Linked DNA regions of Mus musculus: region 2 is linked to region 1. The links are chromatin contacts, found by Hi-C or POLR2A ChIA-PET in ENCODE. All regions are on one chromosome and are shown on one strand. Each heading gives the region's core, a stretch centred on a gene start or an enhancer-like site at or near the end of the contact. The rest is flanking DNA. Distances are from core to core; before and after follow the strand shown.

Region 1 (4,505 bases), core at 1,213-3,712:
TTTGCCGCCTCATCTGTGTGCGCTTGGATGTAAGAGATCAACAGCAAGCGTCCTCAGTGGTACTCCCACTTACATGTAAATGGGTACATGTGCTGTGGGGGCAAGAAGTTGAATTCAGGCATCCTGCTTTACCACTCTCCAGCTTTTTCTTTAAAAAAAAAAAAAAAAAGTGATTGTGTAGGCCAGGGGATAAGTTGCCACAGTTAATTCTCTCTTTCTCCCATGTGGGTTCCAGGGACTTCGATTGTCAAGCTTAACAGCAAGTGGCTTCACCTGCTAAGCTCTCGCTGGCCCGCAACCCTATTTTTAAATTCTAGCACAAGGTCTCACGGAACCCAGAGCTCACTAATTGGCTAGGCTGGCCGACTGGCCAGTGAAGTCTAAACATCTGCCTTTTTCCACCTCACAAATGCCGGGTTCCAAACATGCCTGTCATTTATCTGAGAACCGGGATCCAACTCAGGGCTTCCTACTCTCACGGCAAGCGTTTTCCTAGGGAGTTGCCTCCCTCACCATCCACTTCACCTTTTAAAGGTGTATTGATTTTTATTTTATGTGTATGAGTGGCCTGCCTGCATATATATAAGTGCACTGTATGAGTAGCTGAGGCCATGAAGACCAGAAGGTGCTAGATCTAGAACTGGAGTGACAGACTAGAGTAAGCTGCCACATGGCTTGTAATCAGAATTAATACAGTGGTCATTAGCCACATATGGCCACTTTAACCATTTCGAATGTGGCTAGTTGCAACTAAAATGTTTTAAATGTAAAATGCACATCATATTTTAAAGACTTTGTGAAGGAGCTGGAGAGATGGCTCAGCAGTTAAGTGTACTGGCCATTCTTTCAGAGAATTCAGATTCAATTCCCAGCATCCCCATGACAGATCACCACTGTCTGTAACGCCAGCATCAGAAGTTCCAACACATTCAGAGATACACATGCAGGCAAAACTTCAATACACAGAAAATAAAGACTTTGTGAAAACAATACATTGAATAGTAATTACATAAATGATAGATACCTTGAATACACTTTAGTTATAACAGCTTACCCAAGGGGAAAAAAAAAAAAAAGTCACAGGAACCAGCTGCCAGCTGGGCAGATAGCTCAATTAGGGCCTGGTTCTGATTCTCCAGCACCCATGAAAAGGCTGGGCATGGTCCCCTATTTCTGTAACCCAAGCTCTGGGAGAGCAAATACAAGCAGATCTCTTGAGTTCTTGGCTGCTCTAGCCAGTCAGTGAGACTGGATTCCAGGTACAGTGAGAGAGAGACTCTGTCTGGAAAGATAGGTAGAGAGTGATAGTGCAAGGTATCCCCCCACACGCCACCCCCCACACAGAGTGAGATAGTGCAAGGTACCCCACCCCATGCCACCCACACACACAGAGGTCACAGCAGGAGATGGTGGTAGCTGCTTGAAATTCTAACACTTGGGAAGTGGAAGGTGGATCAACTACACGTGAGTTCAAGGCTAGTCTGGGCTACAAGAGATCCTATCTCAAACCCCAGGTGGAATGGGGGACTGGAGAGACTGCTTAGAAGAGCCCTAATAATGCTCTTGAGGAAGACCCGGGTTTCCAGCACCCATGTGGTGGCCTATAACCGTTCCAACCACCAGTGCACATGCAGGCACCGCACCCATACACATAAAATAAAAATAAATCTTTTTAGTTAATTTCACCTGTTATGTTGCCCTCTAATAGTTTTCATGAGACAGTCTGATGTATACTTCGTTCCATTTGGAAATCATAGAGTCGACTGCTTTAATGGTGTTTACTCCAGTTAATCAATCCTTTATCTCACCAACCACCTCATGCTAACGCTCCCCAACTTCCACAACCCAGGAAAGCTGGCAAGCACGCTCTCGCTCTCTTTAAACAAGGGTCTCACCACATTGCCCTGACTGCCCTGGAACTCTGTGCAACAGGCTGGCCTCGAACTCACACAACTCTCTGCCAGCCTCTGCCTCTCCAAGTGCACAGATTAAAGGAGTGCACTACAACGCCCGGTGCAACATCAAAGTCCGAGGCGAAAAAAACTCGAAACTTATCTATACTACAGACACAGAAAGTCTTGAGGGAGAGAAAAAAAAATCAATGTTTTCACCGTTATGTGTCCCTAAAACAAGGGCGCAACAGAGCGACCTCCACGGCTCAGGAGGGTCGCTGAGCGCCCAAAGACAGCAGCACCCGAGGCTGGGGGCGGGCCTGAGGCTGCGAGGAGGGCAGGGCTGCTCGGCGGAACCACCGTACCTTGAGAAGTCCTCTCATCTTCGCCAGGAAGGGGCGGAACTCCTCCGGTGGCACTTCCGGATAGAGTTGGCTGTGCAGCAGCTCCTCCGTGACACCCGAGTGTCCGTGAAAGGCGTTCTGCGCTAGGCCGCTCAGCAGCCCGCTCAGGGACTTGCCACCCTCCAGATCGCCCGCCATGGCTAAGGAGGGCCTGCCGCCCAGCGGCTGAGCTCCGGTCCGCTACGGGGGCCGAGAAGGGCCATAAAAGCTGGCAAAGGCAGCCACGGAACGCGATGCCGGGTTCCTCCACTAGTCGATATAAACAGTTCTCTCGTTTGCTCTGCCACACACATCCACTACTTCCACCACAGCCAAATCCACTCAGTTTCCTTTAGAGTCACTGTGTTTTTGTTGTTTCCTTCTTCACTCCGATGTGCAAATGCGCACTCAAAGGAACGATCGCTGGCTGGAGATACCTAACTGTAACTCCGTAAGAATGCCACCTTAATTCTTCGATGGCTGTATCTCATTCTACAGCTTGCAATTAAATGAGCAGTGCCTACTACTCAGTTCTAAGCTCTATAATCTTTTCCCCACGCCCCCCAAATGTAGCTACTTCATGAGGACATGATCTCTTTGCTTGCATTAATTCCTTTGTGTATACCCGTACGTTGTCTTTCTAGCCATTATCAGTAGTCTGGTCTCCATTTCTATAACCACTATTTTTCAAAGCCTTATTTTCATTCTTAAAGTGGAATCGCATTAGTAAATACTTATCTACATAATTACCCAAAAAAAAACCCTTACTTATATTCAGCTATAATAAGCGTGTAGCATGATACTATAATATAGGTGAACCTTTAAAATGTGCTAAATGAGGGCTGGACAGATTCAATGGTTAAGAATGTATACTATTCCTGTAGCGGACCAAAGTTCAGTTTCCAGCACTCGCTTTAGGCGACTTACAACCTCCTGTAACTCCAACCTCAGAAATTGAAAGCTTCCACCAGCAATGTACTCATGTGCACAGACAGGCCTACATAATTAAAAAGAAAAAAAGAAAAAAAATGCGTGAAACGAATGAAGCCAGACATGAAAGACAACTGGACAATCTTATTTACTGCTAAATTAAGCAAATCCATACAAAAATCCAGTTGTCAAGGACTGAAGGAGGGAAGAATAGGAAATGACATAATGGGTACAAAGTCTGTTTTCAGATGATGAAAATGCCTATGAGCAGCCACTGGTGATAACTACACGGCTTTGTCCTTTACCAAAGCACAGTGAATTGTATACACTAAAAGACAGTTTTGCAATATGTAAATTAGCTCCCAATTGGAAAAATTAGTATAAGCTAATTGTAATTTAAAATAAAAACCCGGGCATAGTGGCACACACCTTTAATCCCTGCACTCAGGAGGCAGAGGCAGGCAGTTTTCTGAGTTCGAGGCCAGCCTGGTCTACAAGGTGAGTTCCAGGACAGCCAGGGCTATACAGAGAAACCCTGTCTCAAAAAGACCAAAATAAATAAATAAAAATAGCATACTGGGTTTTAATCCCTGAACTTGGGAGGCAGAGGCATTCTCTGAGTGTGAGGCCAGCCTGGATTACACAGAGAAACCTTGTCTTGAAAAACCAAAAAAAAAAAAAAAAAAAATTAAAATAAAGGAAAATGGTATAATAGACTATGAACTGCAGTGTGTTTAAGCACAGCTATGTCACTGGTGAGGAGGCATGCAAGGCAGCCAAATGCCTCCATCTTTTTTTAAGGAGATGTGTTTGGAACTGTGGCTCCATAAAAGATGTGGATTTGAGGTTTGGGGAGAGGTTGTTCTGTATAGCTAGCTGCATCAGCAAGTCAGGCTCTGTCTCTGGAGTCCTGTTTATGCCCTCCAAACATCACGTGTCCTCCATGTGTCTCACCTAGAGCACAGCTCTTGCCTCAGCACACACACCCAATCAGCTCACAAACTATAGTACACCACTAAAAGTTTTTTGGTACCTTTCTCTCTATGGCATTCCGACAAATGTAGCTCAACTATATAATATAAGGCAGACCAATGTATGTGTATTGTTAGTAAATAATCTTTTATCGTGTGTCTTTTCATGTGTTTGTTTATGTAAAACATCCCCTCTCCTGTGTCTGCTTCAGCTAAACATTCCTTCACATGTTTGTTCCAGCAAAGCACCACCCAGCTGACTTTCCAAAGAACCCTTAAGTTTTTACTTTAGTTGTGTTTTGAGAGGATTAGACACAAGGCTATGTGTG
Region 2 (4,505 bases), core at 1,288-3,787, 520 kb after region 1:
TCCCCTTTCAGTATACTCATCTAGGGCCAGGGGGAGTATTTAAAATAGTTTTGATTAAAATGCGTACGGGGCACACCGGCAGGACCATGCAACTGGAACAATATTCAGATGCATCCACATTGAGATACTCTGGCATCATCTAAAGCAGCTCACTGCTACAAAATAAGGTGAGGCTCCAGAAGTGCTACTCTGGCTAAATTCAATGAAGGGAATGGTTGTAGGAGACAGGTGTGCTAAAATGCAAAGGTCAGCTCTGGATCTCCATTCACCTCTGCAACTTGAGATGTCAAGGAGTGAAACAAGCTGATGGGGTCATTAGGACCAGCAGCAACCACAGAGAAAGTGAGGGCAATGCAAGAGTCAGGCGTGATGCTGCTTACACGCACGTGCATTAACCTAGAGCCCTCTGCACACTAGGCAAGCATTCAGATGCTGAGCTACATCCCAAGCTCTTAGCTTTCTTGTGAAATGGGATCTTTTTATTGTGGCCCAAGCTAGTCTTAACTTGCAGGGAACTTAGTAGGACTGCTTTGATGTTTGACACCTCCCTGACTCAGAGGCCAAGGAAGGCTCAGTGAGCTTCATCTTAACAAACTACACAGAAAGTAGCCAACTCTAGGCAGACACCCGAGTTCTTAACACAATACGGTCGGTCTTCCATACCCACATCTCTCCTTGTTCTCTCCCTTTCCCTATGATTGACCTTTGGTCATGTCAACAAGTATTGAACCATAAGCTAAGTACCACGTGTCTTGGTAAAGTCAAGACAACTATGAACAAAAAGGTCCATCAACAGGTAAAGAGATAAAATGTGCTCTGTCCACACAATGCACATAAAAACAGCATAAAGTACTAAAACATGGTACAAGGTGGAATGAAAGCAGAGAGTTTTATGTATGACAGGATTCTATCTATATGGATTGTCCAAAGAACCCAATCTTAGGATAAAGTCCCCAAGGGAGGGCTGACAAGATGGCTCAATGGATAAGGAACTTACTGCTGGGGCCTAGTGACTTGAATTAAATTCCTGTGTCCTTGCACCTCACATGCCCACCATGGCACACATGCCCACACACATAATAGAATTAAGACAACAAAGATAAGCTAGCAAGAGGCAAAAGCACTTGCTACCAACCAACTCTGCCTTCTACACGTGCTACGACACCCAAGTATGTGCGCACACACACAGAAATAATTTTTTAAGTTTTGAAATAATTAAACATTTTTAAGGGAAGCAGGCATCTGTGGAGGAAGGGTGGCAGGTGGCAGCTGCATTAAGGCCCTAGTCACAGATGCTGGTAAAAGGGCTTAACTGAGAAAGAACTGCCCCTCAGGCATCTAGAGTAGTGAAGTGCAGCTTTCAGAACATAGCAACACCAAGCACATCCGAACATCAGCTACTGCTACTAAACGTTAAGACTGTACACAGGGTGTCCCCAACCTGCCTCTTGCCAGGACCCCCATTACCTTTCCAGGCCAGCTTGATGTTCCACTCATAGAAGAAAATAAGCTTCCCTTTGCGGCTGTTACATGAAGCCTCACCTTCCACCTGTTTCAACTCACTGATCTCACATCGGCCAGCCTCATTCTCCATAGCAATGCCAACCAGGAGCTCTCGGAGCTTCCCCTTGGACCAAATGGTGGCATCCCGCTCTGTCCTGCCAGAGAATAGAAAGACAGGTGAATGGCCCAGCTGGTCTCCATCTGAGCAGCCAGGATGCCATCCAAACCCAGACCAGGTGAGTCCTGGTATTCAAGCAGCCTCCAACTCGCAAATGTGCTTCTCTGACGAGGTTTCTACTAGGTATCTTCTAAGCCTGTTGCTCAGTTTCTTAAGACACTATTATTCACCATATAATAATGGGTAATCTTAAAAACAATGGCCCCGGGGAAAAGGGTCCAGCAATCTCCACCCCAGGAAATGGATTGGCTAAGCTGCGGCCACCTGTAACGGTGGTAGTCATTTAAATAGCCTTAACCACAATATCAGTTATCTGGCATTTCCATATTTATCTTATGCATTCTCTCTAATGTTCTCATCTAAGGGGACAAAGAGCAGCCTGAGACGTCAGTGTCCTAATCATAGAATCCAGCCTAGAACATAATTCTTTCAGGACAGCTAAGTCATCTTATGGTGCAGTCTGGGCTCTGCTTCCCTCAGCTTTCCCCAATGCCCGCCAAAGAGGCAGACATCTCCCGGTATTCCTGAGACACAAAGGGGGGCAGATAACTAGTGCAAACTGAGACAAAGCAAAGAAAGTGAGATCCAAGTCCCTGCCTTCCTACTGCACACGGACACAGCACCGTCGGCGCACGCACGCGCACTACGCATCTCAAGGCCGAGGATGGCTGGGTGAGGGGCGACCGAGGCACAGCTGTCCGGTAGGGTGAGACAGAAGTCCCTTCTGGAGCTCGCCCAACTTCAGGAGGAGCCTGAAGCCGTAGGACCAGCGCAGTTAGGAACCGTCTCCCGCCACGGGCAGCCGTGCTGCGGCGCCGCGCGGCCCTCCCAGGAGCCCGCCCGCCTGCTCGCGCCCGGGGCCCACCGCACCAGTGCCAGTTGTTCACGTTGGTCCCGTCCTCCCGCTCCTCCACGATCCAGCGCGGGTCCCCCTGGCCCCACTTGGCCATGGCGGCGCTGACGACGACGGCCCTGGTAGCGGGAGCGCGCGGGTTTCCGGCCAGAAGGTCTGTGAGCCGATCGCCCGCAGCTCCCAGAAAGTGCCAGAAGTCCCCGCCCCGGGCCGCCCCGGCCACAGCCTGCCCCGCCCCCCGCTGTCCGCTCCCCGCAGCCAGCTCCACCCCACATCGACTCTGCCCCAAGCCCGGTTACGCCCCCAATATGCCACACCTCTGGGCGCCGCCCTCTGCAGGCTTCTCCCCCACCCCACCCCCGACTTCGCCCCGCCTCTCTGCCCTAAGACCCCGCCCTATGCCTCCTGGCGCTGTCTTCTGCTAGGCTCCTCCCCGACTTCGCCCCGCCCCCCGGTCCTAAGGCTCCGCCCTGGCCCTAGCCCTCCGCTTTGTAACCCCTGGTTCGCCTTGTTCTTGCCGCTGGCTCCTGCTGCCCAGCGAGGCTTCTGGCCAGGGCTTTCTACGAACGACCGAGACTCCGCCCAGGGCTCGTACCAGAGCGGGTTGTCCATTTTCTGAGGCCCTTGGGATGGGAGCTGCGCAGGTCCCTAAGCAGAGGCCCGCGAGGGTTTACTGAAAGAATGCTTTTTTTTTTTCCATGCAGTGATCCTCTAGAGACAAAAGATCGTGCTTGCAAGTGCCTGGGATTGTGGATACAGTTACAATAAGGGTTTATTAATTCTTTCCATCGTTTTTCACCTTCTAGCAAAAACTGAAGCCACCATCTGGAAAGTGTTTCTTAGGAGATTATTTTAACAAATAAAATAGGTAGTTCAATGGGAGATGGGGAAGGACCTGGCTGCTCTGTGCACTTGCCATTCAGTGGTCTGCTTATCAGCAAAACAAGCTGAAAGGGCTATGGTGTTTATTGGAGCTATTGCATTTCGATGTGTTCTTCGAGAAGTTACATCATTCAAACTGCTGAAGCAATGCTGTGACCCCCCCCCCCAAATCAAACGGCATTGTTAGTTCAACTGATCATACCAAAGGCACAGCTGACAGAAGGCAAGACTCTAGCGATGATTGGCGTGTACTTTGTGTGCCTACTTTTCATCCAGTTCTTCTGTTTGCTCCTGATAAAACATTTCATGATAAGATTTAGATATGTTCATTTGAACCTGACAGAAAATAAGACTTCTGAGGGTAGAAGCTGCTACAATCACTAAAATGTATAAATACCAAAATATACAAGAACTACTCCCAGTAGAAATAAATTTACTGGAATGTAACTCGATTGTGAGTCTAGGAGACCAATGGACCCTGAAGCACTCTTCAGATCTGCGATTTAAAAATGACCTCCAATAAGACATTGCAAAAATGGGAAAGAAACAATGGAAAAAGTAAAAGAGTGGGGAAGGTGGCCCCGAAAGAAACTGTCCTAGAAAAAGTACTGGGTCAATAGCTAGTGAACAAAACCATGGTGTTCCCACACCCCCTGGGGGGGGCATTTATAGACCATAACAATAATTGAGACATTTAAGCAATTTCAGATGTCCAAAGTTAATTGAAGCTTTCTTTAATTTTCAAGAAATGATAAAACAATGGAAAAAGAAAATCCTTGCCTGGCAGTGAGTCTGAAGACAGCTGATCAAAGGGGAAGAAGTCCAGCCACAGATGGAAGAGAGATGACCTGGACAGTGGGCTGCAGTGGGAAGGAAGCCATGATTTCAGGACATGAAAAGTGGAGTCACACGAGGCTCACTGGGTGCTGGTGGGAGGCAGAGGGGTGTACCCTTAAACTGTAATTGTTTGGTGTAAACAGACTGAATTTGTGTCCTTCTCCAAAACATGGGCTTGATAATTGTGCTTTTAGTTTTTTTTTTTTTTTGGTTTTTCAAGACAGGGTTTCTCTGTGTAGTCCTGGCTGACCT

Evidence for each region. Hi-C counts contacts between places; a loop is a spot of excess contacts on that map. ChIA-PET counts read pairs that join two places held with the same protein, here RNA polymerase II (POLR2A).
Region 2: a map of heart shows a loop between it and region 1 (3-fold over the local background). The contact joins the promoter of 1700030C12Rik here to the promoter of Commd1 in region 1. A Hi-C loop is called at or near these places in 9 of 37 maps with a recorded cell type or tissue (gastrocnemius, heart, left cerebral cortex and 2 more). POLR2A ChIA-PET finds 5 or more read pairs at or near these places in 2 of 5 experiments (Patski and embryonic stem cell).

Annotation. Positions count from the first base shown.
Region 1 is chr11:22,979,822-22,984,326 of GRCm38, forward strand. It overlaps Commd1 (COMM domain containing 1), which reads right to left and starts at 2,463. Exons shown (of 3, transcript NM_144514.2): 1 at 2,258-2,463. The coding sequence starts at 2,434.
Region 2 is chr11:23,495,224-23,499,728 of GRCm38, forward strand. 1700030C12Rik (RIKEN cDNA 1700030C12 gene) reads left to right here and starts at 2,538. Exons shown (of 3, transcript NR_166706.1): 1 at 2,538-2,688; 2 at 3,239-3,362; 3 at 4,163-4,440. It overlaps Ahsa2 (AHA1, activator of heat shock protein ATPase 2), which reads right to left and starts at 2,816. Exons shown (of 9, transcript NM_172391.4): 1 at 2,552-2,816; 2 at 1,468-1,658. The coding sequence starts at 2,631.